Linked DNA regions of Homo sapiens: all the other regions are linked to region 1. Evidence: chromatin contacts called from ENCODE Hi-C or POLR2A ChIA-PET data. All regions are on one chromosome and are shown on one strand. The core of a region is the stretch at or near the end of the contact, and the rest is flanking DNA. Distances in the headings are between cores, read along the strand shown. Region 1 overlaps SLC2A13 (solute carrier family 2 member 13). Region 2 holds the start of LINC02471 (long intergenic non-protein coding RNA 2471). Region 3 holds the start of LINC01779 (long intergenic non-protein coding RNA 1779).

What was found. A loop is a pair of places that touch in the nucleus more often than their neighbours do. ChIA-PET counts read pairs that join two places held with the same protein, here RNA polymerase II (POLR2A). Pooled maps may share reads with other maps.
Region 2: a loop to region 1 is called in a map with no recorded cell type, with 6 times the contacts of the local background. The contact joins the promoter of LINC02471 here to the enhancer-like site in region 1. A Hi-C loop is called at or near these places in 1 of 168 maps with a recorded cell type or tissue (endothelial cell of umbilical vein), 4 of 37 single-sample maps with no recorded cell type and 7 of 50 pooled maps. POLR2A ChIA-PET finds 5 or more read pairs at or near these places in 2 of 52 experiments (GM12878 and H1).
Region 3: a loop to region 1 is called in a map of heart right ventricle, with 2.7 times the contacts of the local background. The contact joins the promoter of LINC01779 here to the enhancer-like site in region 1. A Hi-C loop is called at or near these places in 2 of 168 maps with a recorded cell type or tissue (heart right ventricle and prostate gland), 6 of 37 single-sample maps with no recorded cell type and 15 of 50 pooled maps. POLR2A ChIA-PET finds 5 or more read pairs at or near these places in 1 of 52 experiments (activated B cell).

The regions. Positions count from the first base shown.
Region 1 is chr12:40,009,810-40,013,035 of GRCh38, reverse strand. The region is part of intron 3 of SLC2A13 (solute carrier family 2 member 13); the gene reads left to right. Among named protein-coding and RNA genes, the nearest start is that of SLC2A13, 95 kb to the left of the region's middle. RefSeq lists a silencer at 1,611-1,730. Within about 2 kb of position 1,373, at least 3 of the 41 ENCODE cell types and tissues checked have a DNase peak (open chromatin) inside an H3K27ac peak, as active enhancers do; they include heart right ventricle, where a contact is called at or near this core.
Region 2 is chr12:40,154,649-40,157,787 of GRCh38, reverse strand. LINC02471 (long intergenic non-protein coding RNA 2471) reads right to left here and starts at 1,549. Exons shown (of 2, transcript NR_146526.1): 1 at 1,445-1,549. The region is part of intron 6 of LRRK2-DT (LRRK2 divergent transcript); the gene reads left to right.
Region 3 is chr12:40,222,973-40,226,321 of GRCh38, reverse strand. LINC01779 (long intergenic non-protein coding RNA 1779) reads left to right here and starts at 1,419. Exons shown (of 1, transcript NR_186584.1): 1 at 1,419-3,246. LRRK2 (leucine rich repeat kinase 2) reads right to left here and starts at 1,325. Exons shown (of 51, transcript NM_198578.4): 1 at 1,040-1,325; 2 at 682-767. The coding sequence starts at 1,190. LRRK2-DT (LRRK2 divergent transcript) reads left to right here and starts at 2,500. Exons shown (of 9, transcript NR_186757.1): 1 at 2,500-2,663. RefSeq lists an enhancer at 1 and a silencer at 1,200-1,559.

The sequences.
Region 1 (3,226 bases), core at 124-2,623:
CCTTATGTCTGAAGATCATATAAATGTCTTTAGCAGGATTTTTCTTACCAACTCACTTGAACTTAGAAACTGAAAGCACAGAGTTAGAAGTGGCATCTCCTGTCAAACATTCCCTAGCGAAAATTTCTTACAGCATTGTCATTCAGTCCCGGAGGCCTGCTATCTCTGAGTGCTGGAGTGTGATTTCCTGTGTCACTTTCCTTTCTGGGACCATAAAATTGGATTCCAGACATTTGTTGGGAAGTTTGCGATATGCTGTTTTGAACATTACTGAACCAATATAATAACCCACTACTTGTGTTTTGGAAGCAGTGTTATCTGTGACAGTTATTGCTTTGCTGATTTACATTTGGAAGAATGTTGAAAAAGAAAAAGGCAGAGCAGTAAAAGGTAGAAGCATGTATGTCCTGGTGATCTTTAGCAGGTAAGACCAGACTGATGATATTAAGCTAGAATTTAGGTTCATCATGGTCACATCCATGCGATAGAAAAATATCACATCACATCTTTAAGCAACACACATTCTGACCTTCTGTAATAAATTGTATATCTCCCTTGATCTTTCTGGAAACACTTCCAGTTTCTACACCTGGAGTGAAGACGCTTGCCAAATGACAAGAATAAATTAGAGAATTAATCCAGTGCCAAAGATAATTTTTGAGAAAAGAGTATCTGTTTCCAAATGGCAAAAGAACATCATTAATATCTTCTCTAGCATTCAAAGACAGGAGACAGATGCTACTAATAAAATATAATAAACTCCTCATGGTTGTTTCCAATAAAACACAAATGATTTTGTAGTTCTATAATTGGAACTGTCAATCTAATTTAGTAGGTTTCTGTTGATAAATTTGATTTCAAAAAGTTGAGATGAGAAACTAATTCACTATTATGTACAATATTTCTTGCTAAGTATAAGGAATATTAGCAAAAACTGTAGTAAAAATTAGGAAGTTGAACTATTAATACCTCTTGGCTTATTGAGATGCAGCAGATCTTTATGTGACTGTCAGTTTAGTGGAAAGAGTGACAGGAATCCCAGGTTGTAACTCCTGCTCTGCCTATCACTAGGTGGCTATTGCAGGGCTGGCTTCATGGACACGCGACCTCTGCAGCTGCCCAGAGCCCTGCACTCAGAAGGGTCCTGCCCTTGGTTTAATCCTCTTCTGTCACTGTCTTCAGAGTTGTAATTTTTGAGCACGGGACTCACATTTTCATTTTGCCCTCAGCCCTACAAATTAGGCAACCACAACTGGCTGTTCACAGCTTACTTCTCTGAATTTCAGAGAAGGCAACCAAAAGATTCTGGAGCTAGGCATCGGGTATACATGGACATAAAGATGGGAACAGTAGACGCCGAGGACTACTAGAGGGAGGAGACGGGGAGGGAGGAAGGAAAGGGTTGAAAAACGACCTATTGGGTCCTGTGCTCACTATTTGGGTGACAGGATCATTTATGCATGTTTATGATGTTAAGGATCAAACCTTAGCATCACACAATATATCTGTGTAACAAACCTGCACATGTATCCCCTGAATCTAAAATAAAACTTGAAGGAAAAGATTCTTGATAGATCTAAGAGTATGAAATTCTGTGAGTCCCAACAAAGGGAAGGACCCAAGAAAGTTTATTAGAAACTGAAAGCTCCTGATCCACCCTCACTTGTTCTCAGTCAGGAGGAATTTTGCCCCCTAGTGGGCATTTAGCAATGTCTGGAGGCATTTTTGATTGTCACAGCTCAGGGAATGTGATGTTGACATCTAGTGGGTAGTAGGATGTTTAATGCTACAAATACACAGAACAGCCCCTGCAACATAGAACTTTTTGGCCCAAAAAGTCAACACTCAACACAGGTGATGTTGATAAACCCTGCCTACCGTTATTATTTGTGTCTCCAACTCTTGGTACCGGGCGTGGGAGGTTACTCAAAAGTTAGTTGAGCCTCTGGCTGTAGCCTGGATCGTAGGTTGTTGTATTTTTTACCACATGAAGACTGAAGAACGAAGCTGGTGAGTAGGAAGTGTAACTTAACATTTGCACGAGATACACTACACAGATGCTCTTCTTAGGGCCTCTACATCTCACACTTACCAAACCAACTGGTGGGCCCCAGACTCTTAAAACCTCTAAAACACAACACACTCACAGCTGGCAGATGACTTTCCAGGACGCCCTGGCACTTGTGATGCGGTCTGTTGGGCTGTTTACCAAGTCATTTAGGTTTGTTTCTAAATCTGTTTATGCCATTGTGCTGGTTGCTGTAATTAGGCAGTAGAATCAACTATTACAGAAATTTAAAGAAAGAAAAATATAAAAAAAGGAGAGCAATTTCAGTGAAAACCTAAGTTGAATGTTTTGGAAAGATTCAATAAAGATGTCATTAAAGAAAACTGCTCTCAAAGTGTGGGCAAGATGGTTTTAAAAGGTTTGTGAAAAAATCATTAAAATTAGATGGATTCTATATTGAATTTGCTTAACTGTCTTAAGTTTTCAGTATTATTTATGGAGATTGTAGACAATACATTTTTTTCTGTGGTTTTTGCAAGAAAAACAATGCTTTAGTCAGCTGATCCAGGCTCAGAAAAAAAAAGCCTTACCTACATCACAAGATGGAAGAATGAATGGCATTTATATATTTTAGGGTGATAAAATTATTTATAAATGTAACCTCAGCTGACTTTCCCTAATAATCAATATTTCAGACAACAGGGCGTCTATTACCTTTATTTTCCAGTGGGAAAAATATCAAATATTCTACTTTTCTCACTTGCAGATCCAAACAACTCTCAGCTCAGTGATGTCTCTGAATAATGTTCCTTATTTAACACTACCTTATATGTTAAGAAGATATTCATTTGATTTCTGACTCCACAAACACCATCATAAGATCTGTCTCTTGCCAGATTCAATACTGAAATGTTTAAGAACTGTGCTTCCTTTTCAGTGCATATGTTTTCTTGAGTTGCCATGTGCCTGTATAGATTAGCGGCATCTGGGATTTTTACCACGTCACATTCTTTTAGAATTGAAGAAGTATAAATATTACCAGAATTGTAGTCAAATAATTTCAAGTTTTTTATAGAAAATATGACAAATAACCTAATGTATAAGGAAACAAAAGTTTCTGCAATTCCATCACTGTTTCTAATAGAAAATTATGAATGAGACATTAATTGTCAGTCTGCCTCTTCTTCAGATGGCTTTTGACTTAGTATTATTTTGTTT
Region 2 (3,139 bases), core at 300-2,799, 140 kb before region 1:
GAATAAATATGCCCTGTTTACTTCATTGATCATAATGAGAATGAATGGATACGGGATATGTGAAAGCCATACAGACATTACACAATGTGATAAACCATCATCCTAACACACAAACCTAATCTTTATTGTGACTCAAGATTAGGGAACACTATGTTTTACATAACATCATGCTGATCTAACTCTAGCTTTATGATGTTAACTAATCTTTTCTAAATCCAGAGAGCATAATACCACCCCTTCGAAAAGAAGTGTCCACTTGCCCTTTGGCCAAGCTGTAAACAGACGCACCAAGAAACTTCCTCAGTGAGGCTGTCATCTTGGCATTAGATCCATGAGTCAGAGATTTTGGCTGGCTAAATTGTAAAGACCACTTTGAATAACTTGCAATTGTCTTGTTTCTTAGACTATGCACACTTTCTCTCTTTCAGTTAACGTTAAAATGATATATGCAATAAATTGCATATTTGAGTAAATGACATACGCAATAAATTACAACATATGCAATAAAATCAATTAGGTAGCCTTTTCTGAAATTCAGTAAACCCACCAGGAAGGGTCAGAGATAAACCCTTGATATCTAGCAAAAACAAATAAAAATAAGATTTTCAACAGATCAGTGGATTTCATAAAAGATAGAACGTATAATATGAAAGAAACACTGAGGGTACATGATCATCTGTGAAGCATAATGTAATGAGAACAATACTGGACTTGAACTAAAAGTTTTGTGTTCACAGCCCAGATTTACTCCCAACTATATGATGTTGAGCAAATTACTGAATGTCGCTTAAGCCTACGTTTTTGCATTTATATAAGGATAATAGTACCACCTACCTTACAATATTACTGAAAAAGATTCAACTGGGCAAGGCTAATTAAATAATAATAAAGTATACCATATTCTTAGTTTCCTTTTTTAAAAAATCTTTCCTGAATTTTGGTTAGAGTAAGTCCTGATTCAAAGGACAGATGTGTGTGTCTTCCTTCCTTGAAACTAATACTGTTTCTGGTGAGCTTTTGCTCATCCAACTCTGTAATAGAAATCCCATATTCTTGCTATAAATAAAGGCCTTTATAATTTGTGACATTTACTTCTTACCTAAATATTCTGCAACTGCAGATCTCAGACTCTGGCTCTGTCACATGAAAAAAGTCTTCTGTGTGCTCACTGCGTCAGCATACTCTACCACCCTTTCTGTATCACCTCATATGGTAGGAGCTTACATAATTGTAAAGTGGTTGCATAGCAACCAAATTATCAAACACCTCCATCCCACTTTTTCTGTCTTAAACCCTCAAACAACTAGTGGAGCATTTTCAGTTAACAACAGTCTTTAATCAGAGGAGAGAAAATTCCAGGTTGCTGATTCAGTTATTTCTTTTTATTTACCTCTATTTTTATATTCACCCGGCTCGTGTGAAAAACAAAAACTGAAGTACTCACAGATGAGGCAGTGTTTAGCATCTAAACACACCATATGCCAAGGGATAGATGTTGTTGTTGCAGCTGTCCAAAGTTAGCCAGGTTAACACTGACAAACAGCTTCCCCCAGAACATGAGAAAACCACGGCCGCCTGCTCCTTGTTGGCTGGTGGAGTGAAACAGACTTTACAGTACACTGGATCAGCTAAACTGTGAATTACAGGTGAACCAAAGCCATTCTGTCAGTCATTCAAGGAAAAATGACTTCACTCAGCTAGAGGACACTCCCTTGACAAAAAAAAAAAAAAGGAAAAAGGACTTGAGAAATCATTGAATCAAGACCTTCCTTGCTCAGTTCAATTGATTTGCCTAAAGTCATAAAAACAGTAACTTAGTCGCAAAGATGTAATAAGGAAAAATCTTCCTACTTGAATTAAGGATTCCTCCAAGGAGGCAGCATGATACTGTTTTAAGAGCACAGGGCATTAAGTATAACCACCTTGGTTTACATTCTATTTCTCAATTACAAGCTACCACCAAGTTAACTTTTAGGGGTTTCAGTTTCCACAATGCTACCTTACAGCATTATTTGGAGAGCTGCATAAGACAATCCACATGATATTCATGTTACTGCACCTTGTGCAAGTTAAGTACATGTTAGCAATTATTATTATTATTATTCGGTGGTCTAGGAAATCCAAATTTGTCTGGTCCAGAAACAAACAAATTGTCCTATGTCTTCAAAAGAATGGAGCATCCTACATTCAATGGAACTGTAAAGTCAAATAAGCTTTAAAAATTTAAAACTATATCTAAATCACTGACTATTTGGTTTAAAATTCTGTCCCCCCTGGTTCTTGGATGACTATTCTAAGTGTTCAACAAATTTCACCAGCTCAAAACAGTAACCACATATAATGTGGAATTAAGAAACAAGAGTTTGTATTTCTACCTAAAACTCTCATTTGACCCTTTAAACCAGATTCCAGTTTTTTTTTGCTTTGTTTGTTTGTTTGTTTGTTTTTTGGTGGGAGGAAAGAGGAAGAAAATGAACAAAACAAAAATATATGCAGTATAAGAAACCCGGTCTAGTTTGAGCCTTGAGCCATGACGTAAACATTCTTTTAAAGAGAAGCTTCCATGATTAATTACTACAGTTTATTTTTTCCCCCTCTAGGAAATCAACAATCAACTAGATGTAACACTTGGGAGAGTTTATTTTTGGCTAGCCTAGTAATTATAGCCAGAACAGAGCAGGGCAGGTAGATAGGAAATATTTTAGAAACTATTTTATCAAAGCATCAGGATTTTCAAAAAGAACAAGGCAGGGGTTCCCTCCCACACTTAAAATAACAATGAAAAACATGGCTGCGGTTAGATTCTTTAAGAAAAAGAATAAGTTTGAGTCTTGCTCTTGGGCCTGGCCACGCTTATCGGTGTTATGCTTTGCATGTCAGATGCTCTCTTCTGTAACAGTCTTCTCTTTGCCTAGTGAGGAGGAAGACTCATTCTTTCTGCAACCTCAAAGAGTTAATCAATATGAACATAAATATTCAACAGATATCAATTGTCCTTTTGCCTACCTCTGTGATACCAGGAATATTTTCTCAAATGACTTCCAAGTGTTGTTTTGCCATGTCTGTAAAAACAGACTGTCAGAAGTGTCTGGATCAAGCAATGGGAGCAGTTAAATAGAGCTTTCACCCCTTTCGTCTT
Region 3 (3,349 bases), core at 170-2,669, 210 kb before region 1:
GACTGTAAATCATTCTTAATTACCATTTTTAAGGCCCCCTTTAAAAAAAAATCCAAGATACATAGCAAATTTCTGGGTTTCCTATGGTACAGATTGTAAAAGTTTCACTTCTACATGCATTTTATATGACAACAGTTGCAAACTATGAGGGTCTCATAAGACATCACTTTCTTTAGATACTACAAGGTATACTACAACTAAAGGCTAGAAATCTTTGAATTTTAAAAAGTGCTGAACTCTACAAGAGTTTGCTAGTGACAAAGTTGCATTTTATCACTATTAATTATTCCCCTTTTCCAAACTATTCATAATCTTCTCATCTAGGACATGCTCTGTATTGGGAAGATACTTGGAATAGTCAAGTCTAAACACTAATGAATTCATCTTGCCAATAACGAGACTAAAACCGAACCCATTTTTATCCTCCTTCTACCACCATCCATACTGTTGGTTTTATAAAGTTACTTCTTAAAGACACTCAGGGAACACATACTGGGGCTCTTCATCCCGTTTACATTGCGTAATGATTTAACAATATTCCCATCTTAAAATCACAGTCAGAGGTTCCTCAAGCCAAATTTTGGGAATAACCAAGAACTCTCGGCTATATTAACATTGCCAGTAAAACGTCTCCTTCCAAACAGAAGGGAGAATGAGTTGAAGTGAAAACAATGCCTTTACCTGCTGCACACTCGCGACTCTCATATAGGAGTCCAAGACGATCAACAGAGGCACATGGATATTTTTGCCTTGAAATAACTTGGAGGCTGGAAAACAAGTGGGTGGGGAAAAGAAGCAAAGTCACAATCCACAGCACCCCCTCTCCTTTTTAGTCTGAAACGGGGAGAAAAGTCAAAAAGGTGAAGACCTTCCTGAAATTCTCAGCTGCTTTCTGCCCTAAGGAAAGGATATGGGAGTTTGCGGCTCCTTAAGAGTCCGGGTTTGAGCAGGGTCAAGGGGAGGAGGACAAAATTTGCAAATGTAAGGAGGGGGAGAAAGTTTGCAAAAATAAAAGCACAGTTTATTTTCAAGTGATTACCGCGCTCGGAGTACGTGAACACCAGCAGATCCTCCAGGATTTGGACCAGCGTTTCTATCTGTTTTCCTTCCTGGACATTGTTCAGCCTGACTATCAACTTCTTCAGAGTTTCCTCGTCCTCTTCGCACCCCTGACAGCTGCCACTAGCCATGGTGGCACCTGCTTCCAACCCGCCGCCCTCCCAGCATGAACGTCCGCTGCTCAGGGAACCGGCAGGGGCGCCGGCCACAGCTCCCCGGGGGCGAGCTCAGCTCACCGCCCGCAGCCAGCGCTCCCCGCGGGCCCCATCGGCGCCCACGCCCGCCTGTTTATGAGGAAGGAGGCAGCTCCCCGCCCCGCGTTGCCCTCCCTCTCCGGAGCCCTCCTGCTCGGCTTCCTCCTCCCCCACTCAGGCCCCAAAAACGAGCTCAGGGGCCTGCCAGAGGCTCCGCCGAGGCGACGGGCCGCGCAGAACTCTGGCGGCGGCCGTGGGGCTGCTGGAGCCGGGCCTGGCTGGGATGACCGTGACCGTGGCCCCCACGCACGCCTAGACCGGACCCCGGGCGGACGCCGCCTCCTGGGACCAGATTCCACCGCAGCGGCGGCGCGGCCGGGAGTCGCGCGGGAAGAAACTGACTCAGCGGACTCCGCTGAGTCCACAGGCCCGGAGCCCCGCAGCGGAGGCGCGCAGTGCGCAGCCCGGCCGGCCACCCTCCGCGACCCGCCAGCCGGGGATCCTGCGGCCCCACGGAAGGTCTGGGAACTGGGAGCAGGAAAAATGAAAGCCGCCTATCTCCAGATCTAAGAATAGAAATCAGGGCGCTGGGAAAAGAGGACACCGCCCAGATGGCCCCTTTTAGGAATACATTGTCTTTAGAGTTCCACCTATAGGGAGATGAGCAATTTTCCCCCAAAGGATGGAAAGAGGGGTTAGCCATCAAAACTGCCCCCGCTACTCTTTTTTATGATTTTTTGTGACTGTTAGTGGGAGAGGAAATAAACATTGTTTCCCTGTGAGTTATCTGAAGCTCTGGTCACCAAAAGGCCACTAAATTAACTTTTGGAAATTTGAGTTGCACTAGGCAGGATCCTGATACTTGGGACACCCGAAAAGTAATCAGCTCTCAGAGCTATTAGAGCTGAGACAAAGGACAGGGTACATGAAATGAAAGGTGAAAAGTTGAGAGAAGCAAACCTAAATACTCTTCTCTTGGTATTCAGAAATACTTATGAGTATGGGTGTCTATAACCCCAAAGTTTTTTGGTTTTGTCTTTTGATTGTTTGTTTGTTTGTTCTGTTAAGTACCTAAGTAATGTGTTTTTAGGAAAAGAAACCTAGCAAGAACATTGTAGACAAGGCTAGGCAAAGATGATCTATCCTTCAGGTGATGTGTCTGTCCTCAAGATCACTTACAAAGAAGAGGATTGGACTGGAAGTTACTACTTCACAATTTTAGTTTTGTTTTCACATCTGTTACTTCAATCCTGATGACAATTCTGAAATGGATACAACTACTACTATGTATCCTTCTTTCACTAGTGAGGAAATTGAGATTTGGAATTGAGAAGTGAAGAGCTTTGCTGGAGTCACACAGGTGGGAAGTTGAGAGCCAGGACTTCAACCCAGCAAATCTCCTAACTCCAGGTAGAAGGTTCTTCATGCTCTACCACTTTAATAAGAATGCTCTAGACTTTGTTAATACATTAGATTAGTAAGATAGCAAACTCCTACTCAACCTGGATATTGGGTCTATGTCTTGTTGTTATAGAGTCTTTAACTTTTACAGAGACATGCTAAAATATTTATAGTTGAAATGGTTAGGATTTCTTTCAAAGTCATCCAGTGGTGGAGGAAAAGATGAAATGTGTGGAGATAGAGATAACGATAACAACTTTTGAATTGATAATTGTTGAAGATAATATGAGATGGGTTCATGTGGTCTGTTCTACTATTGTATCTATATAAAATTTTCCATAATTTAACAAAAAACTCCCAATCTTACAATATTTATCAGACCTACAGTGTATTATTTTCTAAGTTGTTTCTAAACTTGTTTCCATTTCTGATGACTTAATCAATGTCTCAAACATTTCTAGGCATTCTCCATCTCATGCATTCCTTCTGTTCCTCTGCATTAGTTTCTCCCTTCCTGTTCTACTGAATTACAACCTTGCAAGAAATTAAAACCTACCTCCCTTCCAAAGAAAAATAAATCTAAATTAAAAGATGTCTCCTAATTTCCACAATTCATTCATCCATCTATTGCCTATTTATTATCTACTCTATATTGGCCAGACTGTGAGTAGACAGTGTGAAAATATGAATTATTT